Regions from separate parts of the Homo sapiens genome. Here region 1 is linked to region 2. A link is an interaction called in ENCODE POLR2A ChIA-PET data of the cell type or tissue named here. Cell type or tissue: OCI-LY7. All regions are shown on one strand. Links, peaks and the distances in the headings refer to the core of each region. The heading gives the core; the rest is flanking DNA.

The links. ChIA-PET counts read pairs that join two places held together with the same protein. Peaks named below come from ENCODE experiments on the same cell type or tissue, not always from the same donor. Only the 100,000 strongest peaks of a DNase experiment are listed, where the experiment ranks them.
Region 1: POLR2A ChIA-PET joins it to region 2 with 16 read pairs; 4 of 35 experiments call an interaction of 5 or more read pairs at or near these places.

What each region holds. Positions count from the first base shown.
Region 1 is chr1:198,555,098-198,559,511 of GRCh38, reverse strand. No RefSeq gene overlaps it. Among named protein-coding and RNA genes, the nearest start is that of ATP6V1G3, 17 kb to the right of the region's middle. In OCI-LY7, for the core only: no CTCF peak of the experiment used is centred there; a DNase peak (open chromatin) is centred at 2,411; H3K4me3 peaks cover 1,005 bases; H3K27ac peaks cover 1,459 bases.
Region 2 is chr1:198,488,981-198,493,394 of GRCh38, reverse strand. All of the region lies in intron 1 of LOC105371677 (a long non-coding RNA gene), which reads left to right. Among named protein-coding and RNA genes, the nearest start is that of ATP6V1G3, 49 kb to the left of the region's middle. In OCI-LY7, for the core only: no CTCF peak of the experiment used is centred there; no DNase peak of the experiment used is centred there.

The DNA.
Region 1 (4,414 bases), core at 92-4,091, 66 kb before region 2:
GAAAATCTCTTGGTAGTCCAATCAAAATATGCATTGGTATTTCTCATATTGCATTTTTTATCCCTCTATTATGACTCAGAACTCTGTAAGGTTGAGCAGGTGTATCTAGGAATCAAGTAACATGAAACTTTGTCTTCCCTAGTTATGTTTTTTTCATTCCAGATATATAAGCTTTTATTAATTTTTTTCTCTCTTGGGGACATTATATCTTCCAAATATTTGCAATAAATTTTATAGTTATCCACATGAGGTTCATTAGTTGTTCAGATGAGGGAAGAGTGAAGTCTGGCTATATATCTAGGAGAGTCAAGAAGAGTTTCTTTACATCTATGTTGTAAAATGTCTCAAAAACATGTCCAGATATCATACATCTCTGATAACCCTTTGAGCCAGGATATTGATCAACAATTTTGCATTGGAAGTATATGCCATTTAACTGAGTTGGTGTTTCTCATTATACTCACTGACATACAAATAGCAACATTATCAAGTCCTGCCTTTAATCCACAATGGGGAAAGACTGTGTGGTAAAGCATGTTATTTCCCAGATTGGGTTTATACAGATGTCTGGAGACATTTAACGTATGCAAGAAGTTCTGGGAAGTCATGGGATGAATAGGAGGCATCCTTTGGAGTGGCATCTTTTCTTGAAGGAGGAAAAGAGTCAAAAAATTTAATTTAATTTGTAAGTTATAAAACAGATAATATTGCAGCAAACATGTAACAGGATAATAGTACACTAATTTGTACCAAGTTAAAGATAATAGTGAGATAAATGAATTTTGGACACTTAATATAAATGTCATGCTTCAGCAGAATGTATTCAGCTACAGCAATACATAGCATCCAGGCTAGACAGTTTTTTCTGTTTTTAGGACTACTTTGATACAGAAGTATGAGACGTGTGGTAGAGTGAAAGTAACACCAAGCTTGATCTTTCCCCCTTGCTAGTGTTGTGAACTTGAAGTCCTGTTAAAAATGTGTGTGTGTATATATATATACACACACATATATATACACGCATATATACACACATATATATGCACATATATACACATATATATGCACATATATATACACACTTATATATACACACATATACACAAATATATACACACATATATATACACACATATATACACATATATATACACACATATATATATACACACACATATATAATATCCAAAATACTGTCATCAAATCAATATCGCGGGTTTTTTGAAAGAATCAAATATGATAATGTGGCTGAAATTCCTTTGCCACCTGAAGAAGAAGAAAAAAGTGGATTTTTTCCATTTATTATTTTATTTAGCAGACATTTATTGAGCACTGACTCTGTGACAAGACTTCACTAAGTATGACTCTTCTCTTCAAGGAGTCTACGTGCTGAAATAAAGGAGACTGCAGTGATTCGATCACTTCAATAGAGTGCACTGAGGCCACTGATAGGTGTTTGTGCTGAGTTGAGTGATAACATTTGAGGAAAAACCTGAATGTAGAGGAATAAGCCTCAGAAGACAGCTCAAGAAAGAGAAGTCTGGGCAGAGGGAACACTAAGAGGCCTGGAGGTAGAAGCACACTTCATTTCTTATGGGGACATTATGTTTGAGGAATAGCATTTTGAGGAGTCAGCACAGTTGCATGGTTTTCTCCAGCAATGTGGTTAACATGGAAAAGAAAGGTAGTTAGATTTTATGAAGGTTGAGGTTTATCAGGGTGATTACAAAAAGGGCTTTGAATGTATAAAGCAAAGAAGGGATTTTTATGGAAGAATCATGGACTCTAAAGAAAGACATGGAGGAAGTCACTGGGACAGAACATGGGTTGAAGGCAATGGACAGGGAGTAACATGAAGGTGGAGAATTGCCCGAGTGAGACACTAAAGTACAAAGAATATTTGAGGGTTTGGCACAGAAAGAAAACAGAGATAAAAGTCCAGGGAAAAGAACACGATATAAAGCAATAGGTGGAGTAATAGCCCAGTTTTGTAAATCTCAGTAATACTTGGAAGGATACACAACAAAATGTTAATAGTCGTTATTGCAGGATGACAGAATTATGAGCCAGTTTTATTTTATTTTCCCTGTCTTCTATATTTTCCAAATTTTCTTCATTCAATATATATTGCTTTTGTAATTGAGAGAAAATTAAAAACAGATGTGGTATCCCAGAAATACGAGAGTAAAACCAAACAGGTAATTAAAGACAATCATTCCCAGACCTGAAGAAATGGAGAGCGATATTCAGCACCACGGAAGCATCACAAACTGATTCCAAGATAGACCAAACTGCCACATCTACTGCACTTCCTTCATGTCTGCACCCTCCCCCCAGCCTCCCTTCCCTCTCCCGGAAACACACAACAAAACTCACACATACAGTGAGAAACTCACACACTAGCACACACACATTCTCACTTCTGCACTTCCTTTTTCTTAAGCTGACAGGAAGCCCTAAATACCATTAACATAGGCAACCACACCCCTTGCATCTCTGAACATTTCTGCATGACTCTGGACAGTTTTGACTGTGCCCTTTGTTTTCACATGGTCGGCTTTGGAACAGGTAAATGTATTGGGAAGGCCAATTTAAGCCAGAAAAAGTTCCTCTTGAATAATTCCAGTTTCCCTCTCCTGCCTCCATCTTCCCATCCCATCTTCACTTCCAATAAAACACATTAATAAACATAAGTTTATTTTCCATCCAGCTCTGGGGGTGTGATTTGACAAAGGGACAACTGATGATCCCCTAACCAAATTTTAGTAATGTTTCTCTGAGTAATTTACCAATGCCACTATCCAAGCTATTGGGGTTCTCTCCCAAAGACCATTGTCTTGAATCCACAGGCATTTTTGCTTATACTCCTCTAGCAATTTCTGCTATCTACAATTCCAGTTCCTTGTCCACCACAGCACAGCACATGAGATTGGCTAATTTTAAAACATCTAATTTAAATTCAGGAACAGGTACAACCAGTGTATAGATTGCTCAATCTTTTTATGAACTATTTTTTAAATCGTTTTTTTCCTTCTACTAATCCTAGCTCTTTGAGTCTTACTCCATTTTGGATGGTTTATCCTGCCTCATCCAAAGACAAAGATTTTTTCTTTAGTTATGTTGGTCCTTGGAAAGGCAAATTTGTTTTGTTTAAGCTGCAGATCTCCAATTTCAGTTTCATTTTAGCTTCAATTGGATGAGTTTCCCTAGATTTGGTACTCAAGGTTCTCTGACTTAACTTTGAATTTGCTTTCCTAAATCATTTAGCTTCAATTCTGTGGTTCCCTGCATCATTTAATCTGTAAAATGTAGTCCACATACAAAACATACTCATGATCTTGAAGGAAACTAAGATAGTGTATACAGGGAGATATATATATCTATTTTATATATATAGTATATACATATATAACATGTATACATATATAATATATAACATATATTATATATGTATACACACATTGTATATATAAAACATGTGTTATTTATACATTATATATAAAACATCATATATATGCTTGGAATATATATATCTATATCTTGGAATATCTATATCTTGGAATATATATATATTGGAATATATATATATATCTTGGCATATATATATATATCTTGGAATATATATATATCTTGGAATATATGTGTGTGTGTATATATATATATATATATATATGCTGAGAAGGTGTTAGCAGGGAAAGGAATGAACCTAACTCTGGGTCAGACAGACCTGCAATCAAATTCCTTCAGTGTCACTTTTTAAAAGGCTGTATGACCTTCAGAAAATTACCTAACTTATTTGAATGTTAATTCTTTAACCAAAAAAATGGAATTATAATCGCCTAATACAGTTGTTTTGAAGTGCTAAGGAAACAGTGAGCACATAGTTCCCAGAACAGTGACTGGCAGTGACACGTGGTCATTTACTTCTTTCCCTCTGTGCCTTCCATTTGGGAGTGACTATCTTTTCATCTGTCAGATGTCAGCCATAATATTAGCACATCTGCAGCCTAAGTTCAAATGAACAAACCTGTCTCTCAAATTGTTTAGAGAGAAATATGTACTCACTGCCTAATAATTCCGATGATTTTCTATGCATGGTCTAGCATTCCAATTGCACTAGCATTTATTAGGCCTAACTTGGGGGGCGGATTCAGATATCCAACTGGTCTTACAATCAACCAGATTTTCTTGAATAAGAAAGAAATTCCGGCTGGGGGCAGTGGCTCACACCTGTAATCCCAGCACTTTGGGAGGACGAGGTGAGCGGATCACCTGAGGTCAGGAGTTCGAGACCAGCCTGGCCAACAAGGTGAAACCCTGTCTCTAGTAAAAATACAAAAATTAACTAGGCATGGTGGTGGGCAGCTGTAATCCCAGCAACTTGGGAGGCTGAGGCAGGAGAATTGCTTGAACC
Region 2 (4,414 bases), core at 195-4,194:
CTGCTCTGCTCTAGCCTCTTCAGAGGCATGGGATCCAGGACAGTAGTGTGAGCCAAGCACAGCCTGCCAAAACAAGTAAGCCCAGTGGGCCCAAGCAAAATTTGGGTGAAGGTGCCACCATCCACAGAGGTTTCTGACCAGAAAAGCAATACCCCCAAGGATCCCATAACAATTTCACTTTGAAACACAATGTCTTTTTCAAAAGCTTGAAATATTGAGTTTCTTTGGTGTGTGTGCAATAGCTCAGCTTAAGCATTTCCTTAAAACCTCTAGTAAATTCCAAAGAAACTAGTAACTTGGATGTTTCTGTGCACATCTAATGAATCACAAACTTGGCTTTGAGTTTTCAACTGTGATTTATATGATCTGGGATACCAGGGATGTTGGTGGTTGTCTTGTCTTTTATGTCTCACTACAGACGTAACTAAAAAGATGAATTAGGGATGCTTAGATTAGGAATTTAAAAGCAAGTTTTGAGAATGTTTGTCCAGAAGGTTGAGAAGAATCAAAAGAATGATGGGTGCTACAAGTATTCTGAGTGTTAAAATAAAATGGATATTATTAAATTTCTTATAAGTAGAGGTCTATGCAATGTAAATATAGAATATATTATGTAAATATAGAATATACAATGTAAATATAGCCTATATTTACATTGTAATAAATATACAATGTAAATATAGGCTATATTTACATTGTAATAAATATACAATGTAAATATAGGCTATATTTACATTGTAATAAATATACAATGTAAATATAGAAAACCTATATTTACATTGTAATAACTGCTCACATTTTAAATAGTAATTGTCTTCCAATTGTTTTGTTATTAAAAATTTGGCAACCTGGGCAAAATTTCATTGTCTGTTTGTAACACTCATGATGCATTTTGCATAAGTTCCCCACCACTCCCCACAACATACACCTTTTGGCTTGTCTTAATAAACACAAACACGAAATCGGTTGAGTAATTTGTAATGATTATAGAATTGTACTTTTAACATACATATGTAAATAAGTAGTGATCAATCCTATTTCATACATTTGGAAATATTTAAATCCACAGATCACATTTTGGTTATTTTTAGGACTATTCCTATCATCTTTTCCTGTGTCTCAGTTGAAACACCTTCTCGTATCTTTTATAAAACTATTTCCTACATTTTCTTTCTGATCTTCTTTCATCTTTTTATCATAACCATAAGCATGTTTTCAATCTGTGTCTCATATTGAGCTGCAGAGTTTGGTTGAAAGAACCTGGAGTAGGAATCTGAAGTTCCAGGTCCTAGTCTGACTCCACATTTTCAACAATATTTATAAAGCAACAATAGTATAATCCTACACTTTAGTAAGTTCTTTATACACATTTTTCAATCTTCATAGCAATCATATAGAAAAGTACCATTCTTCCCATTTTTGAGGTGACAAAGCTAAAGTCCAGAGAGATTAGATAATTCGTTCAATGTCACAGAACTAGCAACTTTAAAACAGGGACTCAAACATAAGTGTGCATAATTCCAAAGAACATCGCCTAAATTGCCTCATTTGTTATGTGACCTTGTGATTTCCTTTTTCTTGTTTGGAAAACTGGCAACCACCGGAGGAGCTTCCTGCCTGCTTCCTACAGTTGGTAAGATTCAGTGTTTGACATATGCTAGAAGTTAGAATACCCATTCTGTTATCCTTTAAATGCCTTACATATGCACAGTTTGAAAATCTTTATTCTGATGATAATCTTGTCCAGAAGGCATCTTTTATTTTTGGCCACTTATAAATCCTAAATCCAGGACCTGGGTCTAAAATAAATTTTACTCCTTATATTCAGCCTTTTGATTCATATTAAATGAAGACCATGTTTTTCTGCTTTCCGAGTTTCATATGCTGCATCTCTAGTGGCTATATAGTAAAGTATCAAAATATATTTCTACTTTAAGCTGTACTGGCTCCAATTTTGTAAAATTTTATGTTGAATTCTTCGAAGGCTCGTTTCCTTTCTTACTTCTTAGGTGTGAAGCTTTAGCCTTGGCTCTGGCTAGATGGCCCTCCCTCTGTCTGTCCTGGGCCTAGGTCCCGTCTACAGAAGGCCTATTGTTCTCATTTTCCTTTGCTTTTCCCTCCATTCAGTTCTATGATGCTTTTCCTCCTCTTGGCTTTTCATCCTGGGATTCAGACAAAGCTCCCTCTCATGAAGTGCTCTCTATCTTCATGAGCCATCTTCTTCCTGCTGCTCTCTTGGTACAACCTCTTATTTACCCTCAGCTATTGTATCTGTTTTCCTTTGTTTTCCTACTGCAACCAGAATTCTATATTCTTTATTTTTCTCCCGCACTTCAAAAAGCCTCCTCTTTCCGCGTTCTCTCCCCTCCCGGCCTCAGCCCCAGGAGCCTCCCTGCATTCAGGTGGGCTGATCAGACTTGCTCCAGTGCTTTCTAGCAGACCCTTTCATTCCAGGGCCTAGGAGGGCACAGCTGCTTCTGAATCCCTTTTATTATAACAAGCTATGGGGAAATTTGTCCTTTTTCACCATAGAGGTTACAAAGTATCACTCTGAATGAGGACCTCTACTATGTCCTTACTCTCCAAACCCAAATCACTTCTCCACAGCACAGCAAGTAAAATGATAATAGCCTCACTCACATGTATAGGAGATTTTTGGCTCTACCCTATAAAAGGCAGAACTCTTCTATTTTCTTACCAGAAAAGTTACTTGTGATTAGTTATTAAATGTTTGGCTTAATTCCTCTCCCTTTGCTAATGCTTCTTTTTCCTCTCTTTCTTAAGAACTCTCCCCACTTGATGTTTTCTCTCCCTGGTCCCCAACAAACCCAGTACCTTAGTCCATGAAAATTTCTCTACATTCTCAGACTTGTACTCCTACTGCAGAATTTCCCTCTACATTCCTGGGTTACAGATGATAATAGCTGTGTATAAGTTGGATTTAATCAATCTTGAGGGCTTTTGAAATCTAAAAGAGGAACTGGTTGGCCAAATTGTCTCTACGATCCAGAATAAGAACTGAACAATTGTCTTGCCATGTTTTTGGGACTGGTATATACTCATGGGGTCTCCTGCCTGCCAAGCAGTGGAGCTGCACTGTCTACAGCCTCTTCTTTTCATTTGGCATCTACCCATATCTCTCAGGACTTGGCTAGTATAAAAAATAAGGAAGATTTGAACCAAGAATTGTGACTGATCAAATAAGAGTCTCTAGTGTAGTTCTAGTGCAGGACAAGGGCAGGGAAGGAGAAGAGGAGGACAGATAGCAGCACAGAAGTTGAAAGACAGAGTTTAGTTTTTTTCAGTTAACAGGGCTCTTTATTGTTTCTGAGAAACAACATTTCTGATGAGCTCATTTTAGAGTAAAAATTCATAGGTTTTATATTTCACTCCAAAATGTTTCTTGACAGTATGGTGGCTTGCAAAGATGCAAATTTCACCCCAAAATACAACATTATTCTGTAATAATATAGTAGGATAATATTTTAAAGAGACTATATATTAGAAAACAGAAATTCAACAAGAAGAGTATTCTTGTTTATAATTTAATAATACTTTCTTCTTGTTGTTGTTGTTATTGTTTTTGATGGAGTCTCACCCTGTCACCCAGGCTGGAGTGCAGTAGTGTAATCTCAGCTCACTGCAACCCCTGCTTCCTGGGTTCAAGCGATTCTCCTGCCTCAGCCTCCCGAGTAGCTGGGATTACAGGCACCTGCCACCATGTCCAGCTAATTTTTGTTATTTGTAGTAGAGAGAGGGTTTCGTCATGTTAGCCAGATTGGTCTCGGACTCCTGACCTCGGGTGATCCACCCACCTTGGCCTCTCAAAATGTTGGGATTATAGGCATGAGCCACCATGCCATGCCCAGCCTAATAATACTTTCTTTGAACATGGCAACAACTATTAAAGCTTATAGAAAATACCAGCACAGGAATTTGAAAATACTAAAATTGGTAAAATTAAAACATTAAAATGTAAACTATGTTTTCTAACTTGTACTATAATTTTGATAATTATTTTTACTTGTATTTCTGTGATACCTTTTTAAAATAAAAAGTATTAAATCTTTAAGATAGAATTCTGGCAGATTATCATTTTGGAAAAGTTTTGAGCACAAGATTGCTTCTTAATACATGTCAGGTTACAGTTAATAAAAGCTTACAAATCATCATAATTTAATACGCAATGTGTCAATGAAGTGATCTGAAAGCAGTTAATTGGCTTAACAAATGGATGTTTAGGTATAGTCAGTCTCATTCTGAAACACCTGTTGAAGGAAATGTTCTGAAAATATATTAGATACTTCTTTGATATATCAAACATTTCAGTCATTTAAGCTTTCCTTTAGTAATGTAACTGAAACATTTTGGTTGTATTTCATGGCTGGAAGTACGGATTAACTGATGGCATTAA